Linked DNA regions of Mus musculus: region 1 is linked to region 2. Evidence: chromatin contacts called from ENCODE Hi-C or POLR2A ChIA-PET data. All regions are on one chromosome and are shown on one strand. The core of a region is the stretch at or near the end of the contact, and the rest is flanking DNA. Distances in the headings are between cores, read along the strand shown.

Evidence for each region. A loop is a pair of places that touch in the nucleus more often than their neighbours do. ChIA-PET counts read pairs that join two places held with the same protein, here RNA polymerase II (POLR2A).
Region 1: a map of gastrocnemius shows a loop between it and region 2 (4-fold over the local background). The contact joins the enhancer-like site here to the promoter of Irf1 in region 2. A Hi-C loop is called at or near these places in 12 of 37 maps with a recorded cell type or tissue (CH12.LX, T-helper 1 cell, T-helper 17 cell and 6 more). POLR2A ChIA-PET finds 5 or more read pairs at or near these places in 4 of 5 experiments (Patski and embryonic stem cell).

The regions. Positions count from the first base shown.
Region 1 is chr11:53,848,064-53,853,307 of GRCm38, forward strand. Gm12216 (predicted gene 12216) reads right to left here. Exons shown (of 4, transcript NR_033332.1): 2 at 1,942-2,047. Among named protein-coding and RNA genes, the nearest start is that of Gm12216, 8.6 kb to the right of the region's middle. Within about 2 kb of position 2,028, at least 2 of the 3 ENCODE cell types and tissues checked have a DNase peak (open chromatin) inside an H3K27ac peak, as active enhancers do; they include gastrocnemius, where a contact is called at or near this core.
Region 2 is chr11:53,767,972-53,773,257 of GRCm38, forward strand. It overlaps Irf1 (interferon regulatory factor 1), which reads left to right and starts at 2,043. Exons shown (of 10, transcript NM_008390.2): 1 at 2,043-2,307; 2 at 3,313-3,404; 3 at 4,868-4,967. The coding sequence starts at 3,318.

The DNA.
Region 1 (5,244 bases), core at 778-3,277, 80 kb after region 2:
CCCCCTCCTCCTGGTAGTAATTCTTTCTCTAGGCTATTGACTGTGCTTGAGAATAAACCCACTGCCACAGATAGCCAAAATGAAACAGCAAACAAATGAAGACAATTTAAGAGAGAGAAGAGAAAGGAACTAAACTGCATGGTGCCCATCTTCAAGCCCACCACTTAGGAGGCAGAGGCAGGCAGATCTATAAGTTGGAAGCCAGCCTGGTCTACAGAGTGAGTTCTCAGACAGCCAGGGCTACTGTTGAAACTCTGTTTCAAAAAAAACAAAAACAAAAACAAAACAAAAAAAAAAACAAAGCGAGGAAGGAGGGGTGAAGGTAGGAGGGAGCAGGAGAGGGAGAAAGAAACTGGATTGTAAACAAAATACATCAATTAAAAAGTTGTTTTGGAAGGCAGGAGAGATGGCTCAGCGGTTAAGAGCACTGACTGCTCTTCCAGAGGTCCTGAGTTCAATTCCAGCCCCCACATGGGGCTCATACCCATCTGTAATGGGATCCCATGCCCTCTTCTGGAGTGTTTGAAGACAGCGATCATACTTGGAGAGTCTCACTACGTAGCCCTGGCTGTCTGGGAACTTACTATGTAGATCAAGGTTTCCTCAAACCCATAGAGATCAGCCTGCAGCCCTAGAACTAAAGATATGAACTATTATGCCCAGGCCCAAATTTAAATACTTTTTAAAAATTAGTAATTTTAGGCAAAAGACAAAAAGCAAACTTGATTTACAAAATACCTCTTTCTTCCAACCATAAAAACCTCACTCTTTTTTTGTTTGTTTGTTTTTTGTTTTTCAAGACAGGGTTTCTCAGTATAGCCCTGGCTGTCCTGGAACTCACTCTGTAGACCAGACTGGCCTCGAACTCAGAAATCCACCTGCCTCTGCCTCCCAAGTGCTGGGATTAAAGGCGTGCAGCACCACCGCCCAGCAAAACCTCTCTCTTAAGCAGGGTGTTTGGTAAAATTAAGATCCAACATTCCAGCTGAGTGTCTGGAATTCCATAGGATGAAGACAGTGTGGAGCAAAGCTGACCCAGGTTGGGGCTGAGCAACAGGGACCACCAAGGTTGCTGCTGATGTCACAGGAACCTTCTCAGGTGGGGACTTAAAGGGATCGCAGCTGAGGGACAGTCATCACACCAAGCCCAGCAGGTGAAATTCAGGGAGGGCGGGTAGAAGGAAGGAGGGGTGCAGTGACTTTGGCATGAAAAGGCAGAGGTAATCTCAACAACAATACAACATTTGGTAGAAACACTAACAAAATGGGATTAAAAAAAAATAGACCACCAGCCCATTCAAGTCCACTGAGTTTTCTTTAAAGCGTTATTTTTTGTGCCTGTGCATGTGCACAGCTGTGTGTGTGTGTGCCATGAGAGGCCCGAGGAACACATCAGTCTCTGGAGCTGGAGTTCCAGGGGTGGGTTATGAGCTAGGAACGGAACTCATGTCCTCTAGAAAGAAAAGGATGTGTTCTCCACCCGCAAGCATTCGCAGCCCCTGAGGTCTCTCCAGCCCCTCAAAGGACTGAAGCACAAATAAGGTCTTAGGGTAAGTAAGCTATTAAACTAATGGGTTGTGGGTGGGGTGATCAAGGGAGTAGTCTGGCCTTAGGGCTGACAGAAATCGGGATCTGGTGAGCCAGGATAAGTCCCCAGTGGACCCTGAAGCACTACAGAGCAGCTGTGAGAGCGACTAAAGAGCCTAGCACAGATACCTCACACTCCAACATACCACACACCTGCTGAGCTACTGGGGTGCACTTTCCCCACTCCCACCCGGAGTCCTTCATTCCCTGCAACATTAAAAAGATAGCTGGTTTCACAGATTATGGTTTTGTAGACGAATTGTGAATATCAACTAACAACTCCAACACAGAACACATGTGGTTCACATCAGCGCCTACAATCTAACGCAGGAGGCTGCAAAAGCTCACACTCACTCGGGGCTGGCTTCCAGGCAAGTCTTCAGAAGGAGGGAGTCCATTTTCTTCTTTCTTGGCTGTCCAGCCTCCTGACATCACAAGGAGGCCCGGGGCATGCTGCCACCTGCAGGCCAGACATAGAAACACTTAAGACTGACCCAGAGCACTCAGCTAAAGCCACCCACCAAAGCAAGCTCTTCTGGCCCTCCCTACCTCCCTGCCCTTTCTATTTTATTTTATTTTATTTTATTTTATTTTATTTTATTTTATTTTTATTTTGAGACTGGGCTGTGTAGCGCTGGTTGGCCTGGAACTTGCTTTGTGGACCAGGCTGGCCTCAAACCCACAGAGATCTGGATGTCTCTGCCTCCAGAGATTAAAAGGCACAGGCCACCACACCTAGCTGCTGTTTAAATTTTATTTTTTAGACCTTGATATCAAAGCTGGCCTGAAACCTGTGATCCCCCTGCCTCATCCTACGAAGTGCTGAGACTGGGGGTAAGTGCCGCAACATCTGGCAAGTATAAACATTAAAAAAATATTACATGTATGTATTCGTCGACTTGGGAGGGGAGTGTGTGTGTTGGCATGTATGCTCTACAGCGTGTGTGTGGAAGTCAGAGGACAACTTTCAGGAATTTGGTCTTTCCTTCTACTCTGTGGGTCTTGGGGATTGAACTCAGATTATCAGGGTAGAAGAGAAGTGCCTTTACCCCACTGAGCAAGCTTGCCAGTCCCATCCAATTTTTCTTTCTTTTATTTTTCTCCCCCTAACCCCAAGATAAGTCTTTCTACATAGCCTGGCTATCACAGAACTCACTGTATAGACCAGGCTGGCCTCCAACTCAGAGATCTACCTGCCTTAGCCCTCCAAGAGCTAAGATTAACACACCAACCCACAGACATTTCTTAATGACAGCAGCTAACCCACACGCAGCTGTAGACCACATGCTTGGCTTTTATTCATTTATTGAATCCTCAGAGCAACAGGTGAATGTTTTTTAAAAGGTCTCCACCAGTCAGCCTAATGTCAAAATTAGGCTGGGTGATTAAAATGAAGAATGGGGATATCAGCTGATTTCAAAGAGGTTGGTGAGAAATGGAAACCTGGAGATGCTGAGTACCCTGGAGGCTGTTCCCACATCTTCACGAATACAGCACCGCCCTGGTATTTGGGGTGAGAGATGCATACACACAAGATAAATTTCTCCTCTCAGGGCTTCCACTCTACTACTAGAGGTAACACAGGAAAGATGGTAAATGCGGAGCAGGAGCTACACAATGGCTCAGTGGGTAAGTACCTGCACAGGAGCAAGCAAGCAAGCAAGCAAGCAAGCAAGCAAGCAAGCAAACAAGCAAGCATCAAGACCTGAGTTCGATTCCCCAGAACTCATGTAAAGCCAGGTGCAGTGGTGCATGCATCTATACTCCAAACGCTCCTATGGGGAAGCAGGAGATGAGACAGGAGAATCACCAGAAGCTCACAGGCCACTTAGCCAGGAGGGCACAGCACAGAGGCAACCAACCCAGACTCTGCTTCCAGCAAAGTGGAAGGTGAGGACCATAGGCTGAACTTGTCCTTTGATCTTCACACATTCACCATGCCTTGTATATGCACACACACACACACACACACACACACACACATCCATAATACACATGTGCACATGCACACTCACAGACACACATGCTGAGCACGAGCAAAGTATAGGCGGTAGAAAACGAGATCAACAAACAAATCTCGTGTATATTCCTTTGTCTTCAAGAGCTCCCTGACCATGTCAGGTTTTGCTTGCAACTGCATGTCGGGCACCTGCTAGGGATACAATCATAGGCAAGCTTTAGCCAGGCTCTTAGCTCCTATGGAGTCTTTACATAGTAACTGTGGTCCCTGCCGCCTAGAGTGTTACCACAGGAATATTTGCTACTCTCTGTAGAGTGAGGACATCTTGGGTGGGGTGGAGACCTGCAGTAGGGAGCATGCTCTGTGTACAGGTTAGGTCACAGACAGGAAGCGGTGTGGAGGCAGCAGGCGGCTAAGAAGGGGCGTGGCCAGCCTTTCAGTGCACTTGATGCCAAACAGTCGTATCCTCTGTGAACCACAGCAACTCTCAGGGTCCTGGGCAGAGAGGAATAATGTGCTCAGATGTGTGTTTTTAAAAGATTATGCTAGGTAGTGAGTTGAAAGGCAATCATCTCTCCAATGATGTGGATGTCTGAATTCCTGAGACTGTCATATGCTCCTGCACACAGACAAGGGGGTGATGCAGATGTGAGTGAGTGTCTTGAGAAGGAGAGAGCATTCAGGTGAATGTATTAATCACAGTTCCTCCTTAGGGGTTCCTGAAAGAATTCGATACTGCCAGACTCTTCCAGAACCCTTAAATAATGACTGTGTTATTTTAAGCCACCGAGTGGTGTGTGCATGAGCAAATGACAGAGGACAATTTGTGGAATTTGCTTCTCTCTCTTATGTGCGATCGAACTCAGGTCCTAAGACCTGGATAGCAGCAGTGGGAGATGATGAGGCTGTGTGTCAGAGAGCAGCCTTCGCTTCAGTGAAGAGCCAGCTCTAGTACCCGGAAAAGACTGGGAGATGATTAGGAAGGCTGCTTCCCTGCAATGTGCCCCCTGCTCCAGTCCCCTTGCTGCATGCAGGGTCACAGGGGCCTAACTGGATTCTAAGAGCATAAAGAGACCAAGGCCTGCCTGCAGATGGCAAATCTGGCAGACTTAGGGGCAGGGGAAAGTTCACTCTGTGTGTGTGTGTGTCTATGTATGTATGTGTGTTAATATATAAAAATGGTTTGTTTGCAAATGGTATGTGTATGCCTGGTGCAGGTGGAGGCCAGAAAACAAAGCACTAGAGCCCCTGGAACAGGAGTGATGGAACCATGAGCCACCATGTGGGTACTGGGAATTGAGCCTGGCTCCTCTGAAGAACAGCCAGTGCTCTTAACCACTGAGCCATCCCTCAAACTCTCAAGTTTTTGTTGTTGTTTGTTTTTAAATTTTACATGTATGTATGGATGTTTGCCTACATGTAGGTCTGTATAGCACATGTATACAGTGCCCATGGAGGCCAAAGGAAGACACTGATCCCCTGGAACTAGAGCTACAGACAGTGGTTTGCTACCATATGGGTGCTGGGAATTGAACCTCTAGAAGAGGAGCCGTAACTCCTGAGCCATATCTCCATCACACTGGTTCTTGAAACAAGGTCTCATGTTTCTCAGGCTGGCTTCAAACTCAAGTAACCAAGCATGATCTTGATCTTCCTGCTTCTGCCTCCCAAGCTGGGGGATTAGAGGGGCTTGCTAT
Region 2 (5,286 bases), core at 793-3,292:
TTAAATCAAGTACCAGGCAAGATGGTGGTACCGACTTGTAATCCCAGCATTAGGAAATAGAAGCAGGAAGATGAGTTGTTTAAGGCTAACCCAGGCTACAGAAGACCCTCTTCCAAAAATAAATAAATAAATAAAAATAAATAAATAAATAAATAAATTTTAAAAAAGGAGAACCCCTAAAGTCAAAGTGGGAAAAACCTCGCATAGAACATTTAAAAGATGAAAATGGTCAGTTTCACTGTTAAATCGTAGCAGTGAGGGTGGGACAGGGACATCTCCTAAGCAGAAGACTGTTAGTGTGTGTGTAGAGACTTTGCTCACAGTGTTGTCTCTATTGGGAAAAGGTGGAAATAACCTAAATGTCCTACAACAGGGTATTTATCTATCGGGTAAATTTTTATTTATCCTTATGACAGAAAACAGGTACCCATCACTAACAAGGCTGCATATGGACATTCCAGGACACAGGCTGACTTTCATTATGTATACCCACACAGTTATTTTGATGTAATTTGTAGTCTCTGGTTGCTTTCAGTAGGGTCTCTGTGGGCTTCAAGAGTTACAAAGTTTCTCTCCCTAATCTCATTTTGAATTTTCCATTGGCTGGTCAGAGTGTCTCCACAGAGCAAGTATACATCTGTTGCACAGAGAGCAGGTGTCAGATTCAGAGTCATGTGATCAGAAGGCCCTGGTCTCTAGTGATTCTCTTAATTTGCGACTTCAAATACCTCCGTATTTATTCTAGAGTCTCAATTCCTCCTTCCAAATCCTCCTGCCACCTTGAATCTCCTAGCTCGTCTATGAGGCAGTGACGTTACAGGTACAATCGTCCATTGATGTGTGTATTACAGCTTGCAACATTCAAACTGGGTGCTGTCCTAGACGGACAGCTAGGGTGAGGAAGGTGACACAAGAGAATGACACGGTAGAGGACTGATGTACTTGTGAGTCAGAAGCTGCGAGGAAGCGAATGAAGAAGCCTGAGGGGCCAGAGTTCGGAGATGGAACATGTATACACTAGCCCAGCCGCTAAGAGAAAGAACAAACTGGCAAGGTTTACTCGTGAACACCAGTTAACCCGCTGCCCTTGCCATCCCCTTGGGACCTGGGTCCCCCCTTAGCCACAATTTCCCTATGCTGCCCAGAACTTCTCCAGAGCCAGGCTTTGGGGACTCAGAAATGACTTCAAGACTATCAGAGAGGAACTCTCTCCCTAGGGCTACGTCGAGGATGGAGAGCTGAAGTAGGTGTCATAGAAGGAACCACGGCCACTTCGGAATTTTATCCACTTCTTTGGTGTTAGGTAGTCCCAAGGAATAAGGGTCGCCTTGGTCACCGCTAGCTAGAACCTCGTGTGGCACAGGAAAGCACACCCGCATCTTGTGCCCATGTAAGCAAACACATCATCTCTCCCCATAAGGACAAGGTGTTCCCCCATCACTTCAGACTAGCAAGTGAGCTATTGACATTTTATGGTTACGGAGTCCTTGAGTCCTTCAACGGCTGGCCCTGCAGAGTCCAGGCTGGGAGTTCCTACTGCCCCGTATTTCCAAGTTAGGCCTTCTGCCTCAATTTCCCAGAGCAGCCAAGTGGCAAGTAAGGCGGTACAGGGACATAATCTCTCCCTTCTTGACACTTCATTACCAGACTGATTTTGAGGGTGATTTAGTCCCGGGGACCCTTCTGGAGAGGGAATCAGGTGTTCTAGAGACATAGGGAGTTAGGTGTCTCCCGTGGAGAAGGGGAAGACCATCATAGGAGCCAGCAGGCTGGGAGTCTGCAGAAAGAGGGGGACGGTCTCGGCTTTCCAAGACAGGCAAGGGGGCAGGGGAGTGGAGTGGAGCAAGGGGCGGGCCCGCGGTAGCCCCGGGGCGGTGGCGCGGGCCCGAGGGGGTGGGGAGCACAGCTGCCTTGTACTTCCCCTTCGCCGCTTAGCTCTACAACAGCCTGATTTCCCCGAAATGATGAGGCCGAGTGGGCCAATGGGCGCGCAGGAGCGGCGCGGCGGGGGCGTGGCCGAGTCCGGGCCGGGGAATCCCGCTAAGTGTTTAGATTTCTTCGCGGCGCCGCGGACTCGCCAGTGCGCACCACTCCTTCGTCGAGGTAGGACGTGCTTTCACAGTCTAAGCCGAACCGAACCGAACCGAACCGAACCGAACCGGGCCGAGTTGCGCCGAGGTCAGCCGAGGTGGCCAGAGGGACCCCAGCATCTCGGGCATCTTTCGCTTCGTGCGCGCATCGCGTACCTACACCGCAACTCCGTGCCTCGCTCTCCGGCACCCTCTGCGAATCGCTCCTGCAGCAAAGGTGAGCTCGCCGGAGCTGCGCGGGCACCGACGGGTGCCGTGGAACAAAAGGCGCACGGGACACCAGGAAGTGGGGGCCAGAGACACCCTGGGTCGCGGTGGCGCGCTGGCTCGGGAGGGCGCTGCAAGCGGGCGGGAGGCGGGCCGCGGCGTGCACCGCCCTCTGGCCGCGCTCGGCGGTCTGCGTGCGCGGAGCCGCTGCGGGGCCTCTTGGTAGCCCAGAGTGGCCGTCGCGCGCACCCGCGAGCAGCGCCGGGGGACTCGGATGTCCGCCTGCGCGCACTTTTGGCGGTCGCAGCTTGGCTCCCAGCTCTTGCTTTCGGACGCGCAGTGTTCGGTGCAGAGGTTGGCTCGCTGCCTTGACTGGCTGGACCGGGTCGTGAACTACTGGGCTTTCGGGAGGAGGTGCCACAGGTGTTGCTTGCGCCACTTCTCTTAACAGCAGGGGAAACCAGGCCGGAAGGGGTTGCGCCCCAGCCTGTATGTTGTGGGCACTGGCTGTCAAGAGGGGACATAGACTGGATTGGAGTGGGTGGGTAGAAGTGCCCGAGATGGAGGTTGACTTGCTTGCTTGCACAGCCTGGAAGGTGCAGGGCTGGGGGTGACAAGCAAAAGTAGTCCCTTCCTTCTTCCAAAGATTGAATTTTGAGAGAAAAGTTCTGTCATTGAGATGTCTGTCTTTTGGCTTTTTTTTTTTTTTTGCACATATATCCTGCAACCATCCATCCATCCAGACTTGCTTGGTTGTTTATTCCTGAGACTGACTGGGAGAGACTGAAAAGAATGGGCAGGTGGCTTTGCCCATGATGCTGGAGAGTTTCATTCTACTTCAGGGTCCCTAATCTATGACCTGGGTACCTGGCTGATGGCAGGAGAGTGGGGGAGGGTAATGACCTGGGTGTGAGGACAGGAGAAGGTAATTGAGCGAGCGGCCTTGGGTGGAGCAGGGCAGTGCCCAGGGTTGTTTAACAGACTCCAAACACAGGCCTCTGTCTTTTCCCTCCAGCCACCATGCCAATCACTCGAATGCGGATGAGACCCTGGCTAGAGATGCAGATTAATTCCAACCAAATCCCAGGGCTGATCTGGATCAATAAAGTGAGTGTTATCCTGCGTATTCCTGCCACTGTTTAATGCATGTTCTCTTGGGGCGCCAAATTTCATGAGTGAACGTTAAGAGAGCAGGAAAATGTATTTCCCAGTGGGTGCTGCATGCCAGAACGTGCAAGGTCTGACTTCTGCCTCCTGCTTCTTCCTTCCTGAAGCTGTGGCCAGCTCACCCTCCTAGTGGTACAGTCCTCAGCACCAAAACTTCTCAGCTTCTGCAGAGCCTGGGTTCCTCTCTCTTCCAAGAGAAACACTGTATACATAAGTCTTACATGGCTCCAGTTGGATAGACAAGACAGACAGAAAAGCAGTCGATAGTGGTTAGGAACGGGACTAGTTACGTAGGAGACCCAAGAAGCCACAGCTGGCATGCATGGCAGTATAGCAGCAGCAGTAGCATTGGTGATAATTAATATGTGCTTGGCACCTTTTTTGATATGTTACCAAATTGTGCATTTTAACCGGCATAGTAATCCTGTGAGATGGGTCTCGCGTAAGGAAACTGAGGCACTTTAAGGTAGATTACAAAGTCATGTAAAAAGTGTGAAACCCAAGACCAACTTGAACCAACTTGATTGAAATAGTATACAGTTAACCAGCAGTAACAAGAGTGGTGGTGGTAAGAGCCTCCTGGATCTTGGGGCTGGTGAGCTTGCTCAGCAGGTAAAGGCACCACCTTCCAGTGAGCCTGAAGGCCTAACTTTGATCCCTAGAGTCCTCTCATGGTAGGAGGTTGGCCTCTGACCTGTACATAAGTGCCCTGGCTTGTATCTCTCTCTCCTCTCTCTCTCTCTCTTTCTCTCTCTCTCTCTCTCTCTCTCACACACACACTCACAATACACGCATAAAAATTTAAAAAACAGAACTAAAAAAAAACTTAACTCATGGTGGCTGTTGTTCCCATACATACTTTTTATTAAAAACAAACAGTCCCCCACCCACCCACCCCCACACATACACAAACCTTTTCTCTTTATGTCTTACCTAAGGGGAGAAGAGTAGGGCAATATTACATAGGCAGCCCTCACCCAGGTCTGGTTCAGGGATCCCTTGGGAGTATGAGCAGGAGCCTATCTATGTAGGAGTCACTGTGCCAGGCGTCCTGAGGAGACTCTAAAGCAAGAAGGTCCCATGTTCCAATGCTCGGTAGCCAGAGAGAAGCATCCAAGGCCTGCCAGGCCAGGGCTGAGAAGGGGGTGCTGCTTAGGTTCTCAGCACATCCACAGTGTGGGGCAGGGGTGTCTTTGAGCTTCTGGTGCTGTGGCTCATCAGAACCTAAGCCCCCTACTGCCCTTCCTAAAAGATGCAGAGTGCCCTGTTACAGGCAGCCAAGACGGGTCAATCCAGGCCAGATGTCGGGGTAAAAAGGGGAAGTCAGCCTTTTCCCATACTTGGGGGCTGCGCATCCTCGGTCGCACTCTGAGCTGACTCGGTCTTCTATGTACACTGTTCAGGAAGAGATGATCTTCCAGATTCCATGGAAGCACGCTGCTAAGCACGGCTGGGACATCAACAAGGATGCCTGTCTGTTCCGGAGCTGGGCCATTCACACAGGTGGGCAGGGTGGGGGAGGGGGCAGAGGAGAGACAGGGGGAGACATACACTACCATCAGTGTTCTGGGTGGCCTCTGAGCTCCCTGACACAGCATGCAGAATTACTGGAGCAGGGGGGTGAGATGCACCTATGTTTTTCTAGGACAGAATCATTGTTCTAGCAAGTTCTCAGAGGATTTATAAAGGCAAAAAAAAAAAAATGTTAGAAAGCATGTGTGCTTTAAGGAGTCTGTATAGAATACAGTTCCTAGAAAAAACAGTTGTGAGTCAGGGTACCAAGAGACTTCCATCTTCCTTTCTCAAGGTCCTTGACCTAAGC